2 separate regions of the Homo sapiens genome follow, and region 2 is linked to region 1. Evidence: chromatin contacts called from ENCODE Hi-C or POLR2A ChIA-PET data. All regions are on one chromosome and are shown on one strand. The core of a region is the stretch at or near the end of the contact, and the rest is flanking DNA. Distances in the headings are between cores, read along the strand shown. Region 1 overlaps PPIL2 (peptidylprolyl isomerase like 2). Region 2 holds the start of YPEL1 (yippee like 1).

Region 1 (3,340 bases), core at 189-2,688:
TGTCTCTACTAAAGTACAAAAAATTATCCTGGTGTGGTGGTGGGCGTCTGTAATCCCAGGAGAACCGCTTGAACCCAGGAGGCAGAGGTTGCAGTGAGCCGAGATCCCGCCATTGCACTCCGGCCTGGGTGACAAGAGTGAAACTCCATCTCAAAAAAAAAAAAAAAAAAAAAAAAGAGAAGGTGGCAACTGATCTGTCAGCAGTTTCACAGGCTGGTTAAGCCAAAGAGAAATAAAAAATAATAAAATGATTCCCTGCCCTGGCCCCTGCCAAACAACAAAAACAAACCACGCACCCAACCTACTTGAAAATAACCAACAGTCCTAGGCAATCCTTGGCTGAGAAGAAATTGAAAGGGAAGCTACCAACAACCAGCAAGCAGTGAAGAGGGAACATGCACCCTCAAAATGACAGACGTGGCTATCAGAAACACACATGGATTAAAGTGAGGAAGGAGGAAAAGCACCATGAAGAAGCAAAGACAGAAACTGAAAACAATTACAAACCCTTCAAAGTGAAGTGAAAACAGACAAACCCTTCAAAGACCACTAAGGGACTGAGGAATGGAAAGTGTGATTAGGCATGAGAAAAAAAGGTCAGCACAGCGAGGCCAAGAGAATACCAGCCTTCATGGAAACAAGTGCCCGTTAACCCTGAAATGAAAGCCCCAAGGAAGTGGCACGAATAGCTGCCAGCTGCCTTTGCCCAGCTGTTAAGCACAGCTGACTCGTTTGATTTTTTTTTTTTTTTCCAGACAGGGTCTCACTGCTGCCCAGGATAGAGTGCAGTGGCGCGATCCTAGCTCACTGCAGCTTTGACTTCCCAGGCTCAGATTATCCCCCCACCTCACCCTCCCAAGCAGCTGGGACTACAGGCGCACGCCACCATGCCCCGCTAATTTTTTTTATTTTTTGTAGAGATCGGGTTTTGCCATGTTGCCCAGGCTGCTCTCGAATTCCTGGGCTCAGGCAATCCACCTACCTCAGCCTCCCAAAGTGCTGGGATTACAGGTGTGAGCCACCACGCCTGGCCATCCCTGTGATTTTAACCATTCCAGGCCACAAAGCCACAGCCAGCCCTGCTCGTAACATGCAGGGGCCACACCTGTCACAGCAAAACCTGCTGGAGCCAGTCCACACAACCGAGACCACGTGTGACAGTGAGCTGGCAGAAGGCCACGGCGAAGCCACGACAGGCCAGGGTTCACCCCAGAATGCCACGGAGACACCCATCCACTCTGGCCTTGTAGTGGCCACATCCACAAATCCCGGGAGGACCAGAAAAAGGACAGAATCATCATAGTAGATGCTAACAAAGAAACCTCTAAAAAGTCAGCCACCCTCCTAAAAACAGCCCAACAACAAATGTTCTGAGAAGGCAAAACAGCGATTTCTGTGGAGCACAGCAAGATGCCCACATCCTCCTCCCCCATCAGGCCCACGGTGACGTGACGGTGACGTGACTGATGTGCACACCAGGGAAGCAGAGAGCAGACCAGCTTTTGGTGATAAGCGTGACTATCTAGAAAACCCAAAAAAATCTTAAAAACTTTTGAATTATAAGATAATTTGTTAAAGTGGCTAGATATAAAATGAACGGTAGTTTTTCTCTACATGAGCAATGATCCCCAAAAGTTGGGAAAAAAAAAGTCCATTTACAAAAGTATCATAAACTATAAAAAATCCTTAAGAGGTTGCTTTATCCCGGAAGTCACAGGACCCATGTGAAGAAAACGATTGAAAGACTGAAACATAACATCAGGCCACTGTCTGGGGATGGAAAGGGCACCTCTGTTCTTCCACAATACAGGCATCCGGCCCCTGTGTGCATGGCCCTGCTGGCCCCCCATCCCCTGCCTCCTGCCACCAGACTGCACACTGCTCCCCACATGCACCAGGGCCAGACCTCCTGTGTCTCTCCAGGCGCCTCTCCCTGTGCAGCCTGTGCCCTGCACAACCCCTCCCACACGCTGACCTCCCCCAGCACTGCCTGGCCACAGGCACCCACACGAATGCCTGGTCCCTGTCAAGAAGCCCTTCTGGACCTCCAGTAATTCCCGACTTCTGGTCTCTCGAGGACACACCCGGTGCGGGCAGCTCTCCCTGCTGACTCACTCTGGGGACCCCCTTTTGAACGCAGGTGCACATGCTTGGCCTAGGTGTGCCGTACACCGTCTGGGTATGATTCAGAACCAGCACACCCTTCAGAGAGGGCCAAGAGGAAGAACCCGCAGAGAGTGCCGGCTCACCTCCCAGGCCACCCCAGCAAGCCCAGCTGACTCACAATTGAGACCTGTTGCTGTTGGGCCCGGAGTTGGCCATGCTGAGGATGCCGCGGCCCGTGTGCGAGAGGTTGGGCCGGAACTCGTCTTTGAAGGGCTTCCCCCAGTATGACTCCCCACCTGGAAGAGAAAGGCCCATGGGAGCAGGAAAGCCTGGGCCCCAGCCGAGGCAGAACTAGAAACCTCAGAGTCCCGAGGGGCATCAGGGCCTTGCTGAGCCCAGCCTGGGGCAGGGGCACTTGATAGGGAGGCTCCCAGCCCCACGCCACCAACTCCTGGGTCCCTTGGAGCCCCCACGCCTCCAAACAGGCAGGCTGCTGCCCACTCACCCCAGCCCCGCCTGGGGCCTGCCCCGGGACAGGGATTAAAGAGTCAAGGCCACCATCATCATCACTCAAGCTATGGGAATACAGAGGTTGGGGGATCTGGACCCAAGCAGCTGCCAGGCTGAGGGGCTTGGAGAGGCTGCAGGAGGGAGGGCTGGCCTCAGTCTGAGGCAGACCCCAGGGGCCCAGGGAAGAGACCACACACTCTTGCCTCCTCTACCATGCAGGCCTCACAGCCACCTGGAAATGAGAAAACTGAGGGCCAGGCCTGAGGGGGCACAGCACTGATGGCTGCCAGTCGTTCCACCCTGGTCTAGCAGATTCCATGTCTGAGCTGTGCACAACCCCTGCCCAGCTACCCCCTCATGCCCCACGGAGCAGCCAAAGTGCCCAGAGAGGGGCCCAGCACCAGTACCTACCCGTGCCTGTGCCTGTGGGGTCGCCCCCTTGGATCTGTGAAAACAAAAGCCAGTGAGCAAGTCACACTCTGAGACCCGAGGCCCACCGCCTGCCTGACTGAAGGACACCCCTCCTGCCAGATGGCTCCACACAGGGGCTGGGCTCTTGGTGATAATGAGGGGCCCTCCCAGCCACCTCCCTTTGTGAACCCAGTTCTGGATGGGCTGGGGCCTCAAGGGTCAGTCTATGGGTTCCCCAACAGAGGATCACCAACTGGACTCATCCTGGCCACCGTGGGATGGGCCAGGGCCCTGGGATGGGGCAGGGACAAGC
Region 2 (3,426 bases), core at 188-2,687, 46 kb before region 1:
CAAGGAAAAAAAAAAAAAAAAAAAAAAAGGCAACATCCAGCCACAATCTAAGTTATGAGTCAGGTGTACATTTAGCGACTTGAAGAGATCTTTACATACACAGTGGGTTGCAGAAAACAAGAGAATACGTCCAGAGGACGCTGATAACAATGTTATATACATTGTGACCTCAATAGAGGTTTTGTTGTTTTCTTGGTTTTTTTCTTTTCTTTTTTTTTTTTTTTGTTCAAGAGGAAGGGTCTCGCTCTGTCACCCAGTCTGGAGTGCAGTAGCGCGATCATGGCTCACTGAGGCCTCGACCTCCTGGGCTCAAGTGATCCTCCCGCCTCAGCCTCACAGGTAGCTGGGACTACAGGTGTGCACCACCATGCCTAATTTCTTTCTTTTTTTTTTTTTGGTACAGTGTCTCACTATGTTGCCCAGGCTGCTCTTGAACTCCTGGGCTCAAATGATCCTCCTGCCTCGGCCTCCCAAAGTACTGGAATTACAGGCGTGAGCCACCACACCCAGCCTTCAAATATATATATTCAAATAATACATATCTATTTTCAAATAATATATATTTTTTTAAAGAAGGGATACGGAACCAAGAAAACAGTGACATTAGAGGCGTGGGGGTGGCGCAGGCTGCCGGGGCGTCGGGAGCACTACCCAGAGGAAGGGGCTTTCTGTAGGGTCTGACGCGGCAGTCCTGGAGCAGAGCGAGGGGCCAGACGCAGACCCGGGGGGTCCTCCGTGGCGAGGGGGTCCTAGGGGGTTAGGTCCTTGGGTTCAGAGAGGGTGGTGGGGACGGGACAGCACGGACGACCGCATTCTGGGGACCCGGCCGCGGAGGGGTCCGGCCAAGGCGGGCCCTGGTCAGGCGCACACAAGCTCGCCTCGGCCTCCACGTCCGTCCCCTACAACGCGGCCGACCGCGCGGACGGGCGGTACGTGCACGGCGCTGGACGAGGAGGCTGCGCGCAAGCTCGCCTCAGCCTCTGGAGCTGCGGGCCCTGCACGCCCTCGGCCCATCCCCGCGAGCCGGAGGAACGAGTGACCACCACCGCCAGCCCCGCCGGCCGAGTGTCCCTGCCCAGCCAGCCTGCGTCCGAGCGCGGCGCTCCTCGCGGAACCCGCCCCTGCTCTCGCCCCGCCCCGCGCGGCCCCGCCCCCGTGTCCCTCGGCCCTTACAGGCTGGCTCCGAGGCCGCGCCCGGCGGGTCAGCCAATGGGAGTGCGGCGCGCCCCGCGGCACGTGGGCTCCTGCCCGTCCCGGCCGGGTGCGAGCTGGCGGAGCTCCTTGGCCCGGAGCGCGCGGGGCGGGGGCGCGCGGGGCAGGCGGGACGCGGGGCGGAACGGAGGCAGGATGGGGGCGGGGCGCTGGCGACATGGCGCGCTGATTGGCCGGCGCCGCGCTCCAAGGCTGTTAACGGCGTCTGGGCCGGGCTACGGCTCCAAAACAAAGGGCAGGCGGCCCGCGGGGCGGCGGCGGGAGGATGCCTCGCGCCCTGCCTAGGCGTTAACGGCCTCAGCGCGTCCCGGGCCGCGCCGGGAACGCCTGAGAGCCGAGCCCGCGCTGACCGGGGCCCGGGCCGGATGGGCGCTGCGGGCCGGGGCGCGGACCGCGGAGCGGCCGTGAGTACGGGCGGGCCTGGCTGCAGCTGCGCGGGCGGTTACTTTGTGGCCACCCAAGGATACTGTGGCTGCGGGCGGGCCCGGGAAGCACCTGTTGGGCGTCCGGGCGGGCGGGGGCGCGAGCAGGGCGGGCCTGTGACTTTTTTGTTCCGTTTTGGATTTTGATTTGTTGATATTGGGCTCACTCCGTTTTGGCACAGACAACAACGCCTAATCTTTGATTCCCCCGCCGTTTCTTCTCTCCACCTCCCCCGCTGTCCCTCTTCTCCCGCCCCGCCGTGAAAAGATAGGGAAAATGGACAAGATCCCTGATTTTTGGATTTTCCTTCCTTAAAAAATACAGCCTCAACTGGGCAAGGAAATGAGGGCAAAAGAGGTCTCCTAGGAATGTTTATCAGAAAGGCGGAAAAGCTTTTCAAGTAGCCACATAAAGATCATGACTAAAATGGAGCGTCCTCGGTATTTACCACTTGTGGCATAGGTTTCGTTAACAGAGATTGCAAAAGCCTGAGCTTCAGAGATCTAAACAGGGTCCGCCTCCCCCATGCTTGGCTCTGATTGACATCTTTGATGTCCAAATTATGTGCTGAATTCTAAGGATGGAAAAAAGGCTGAGATTCTATTTTAGGCAGATAATGAACATGGAAGACATCAATTTCCCCGCCCCACGCTTTTTCTGTTCCGTTGCATTTCTTCTTCCTCTATCTAAAACATACCCACCTTAACCTGATGTTTCCTTTGCTAAGAATGTTATTCTTCCCACCCACCAGCCCCTGACACTCCTAATTCCCTACTCAGGTCCCAAGACTAGGTTTACCACCACTGGGGAGACTTTCCAGGCACCTCACCTGAGCAAGCTATAGATGTGACAAATGTTTGCTGAGCCCCTGCCAGGTGCCAGGAGCTGTGCTTAATCCTGATGTCATTTTGTCTTACAATCATGCACTGGTCCCCCTCAGGGCTCTTGCGAGGCAATGGTAGTGGCATGTTTGAGGAATAAGAGGATCTCCAGGACCTTCATGGTGTTTCCTCTTGGGCCCTACAGGGTAGAGTCTCATCTACTTGTGGGAACCCCTACGGGTTGGGCCCATATTGAGCATTTATATAATAACTGAGCGCTCTTAATTACCAATCTGAGCAATAGTCTTCTTTTAAAATAACTTCTTATTTTGGAAAAACTTTAAATTTACATAAAGGTTGCAAAGATAGTACAGACAATCCCAATATATCCTACACCCAGTGCTCCCTATCCTTACCCCATCCTACACTGCTGTGGTACACTTGCCAATATGAAAAACACCTGGGTGCATTCTTGTCACTAAACTGTGGGTATTAAGCCTTTTCACCTTTGAATCACTGTAATTTATAAAGCCATTTCTCTGTTTGTTTCTTTGTTTGAGACAGGGTCTCACTCTTGCTCAGGATGGAGTGCAGTGGCACAAACACGACTCACTGCAACCTCCACATCCTGAGCCCAAGTGATCCTCTTGCCTCAGCCTCCCATGTAGCTAGGACTACAGGTGCACACCACCATGACTGGTTAACTTTACATTTTTTTTTGTAGAGACTGGGGTCTCACTTAATGTTTCCCAGGCTGGTCTTGAACTCCTAGGCTCAAGTGATCCACCTGCCTCAGCCTCCTGAAGTGTTGGGATTACAGGCTTGAGCTGCTATACCTCACCATAAAGCTATTTTCTTTAGGTTGAGAGCAGTGTTCCTCTAACATCTGTTCTTGATTCTTGCCTGTCTTCACTAAGTTCCACCAGCACCTGTGTCAAGGGGCAGGGATGCAGGAAAAGGGAAAGAGGCT

What was found. A loop is a pair of places that touch in the nucleus more often than their neighbours do. ChIA-PET counts read pairs that join two places held with the same protein, here RNA polymerase II (POLR2A). Pooled maps may share reads with other maps.
Region 2: a loop to region 1 is called in a map with no recorded cell type, with 3 times the contacts of the local background. The contact joins the promoter of YPEL1 here to the enhancer-like site in region 1. A Hi-C loop is called at or near these places in 3 of 37 single-sample maps with no recorded cell type and 3 of 50 pooled maps. POLR2A ChIA-PET finds 5 or more read pairs at or near these places in 14 of 52 experiments (A549, A673, B cell and 11 more).

The regions. Positions count from the first base shown.
Region 1 is chr22:21,687,794-21,691,133 of GRCh38, reverse strand. PPIL2 (peptidylprolyl isomerase like 2) reads right to left here. Exons shown (of 20, transcript NM_014337.4): 14 at 3,028-3,061; 15 at 2,285-2,402. Among named protein-coding and RNA genes, the nearest start is that of PPIL2, 23 kb to the right of the region's middle. RefSeq lists enhancers at 716-825, 2,091-2,140. Within about 2 kb of position 1,438, at least 4 of the 41 ENCODE cell types and tissues checked have a DNase peak (open chromatin) inside an H3K27ac peak, as active enhancers do.
Region 2 is chr22:21,733,805-21,737,230 of GRCh38, reverse strand. It overlaps YPEL1 (yippee like 1), which reads left to right and starts at 1,437. Exons shown (of 5, transcript NM_013313.5): 1 at 1,437-1,616. RefSeq lists silencers at 869-1,718, 1,739-1,788.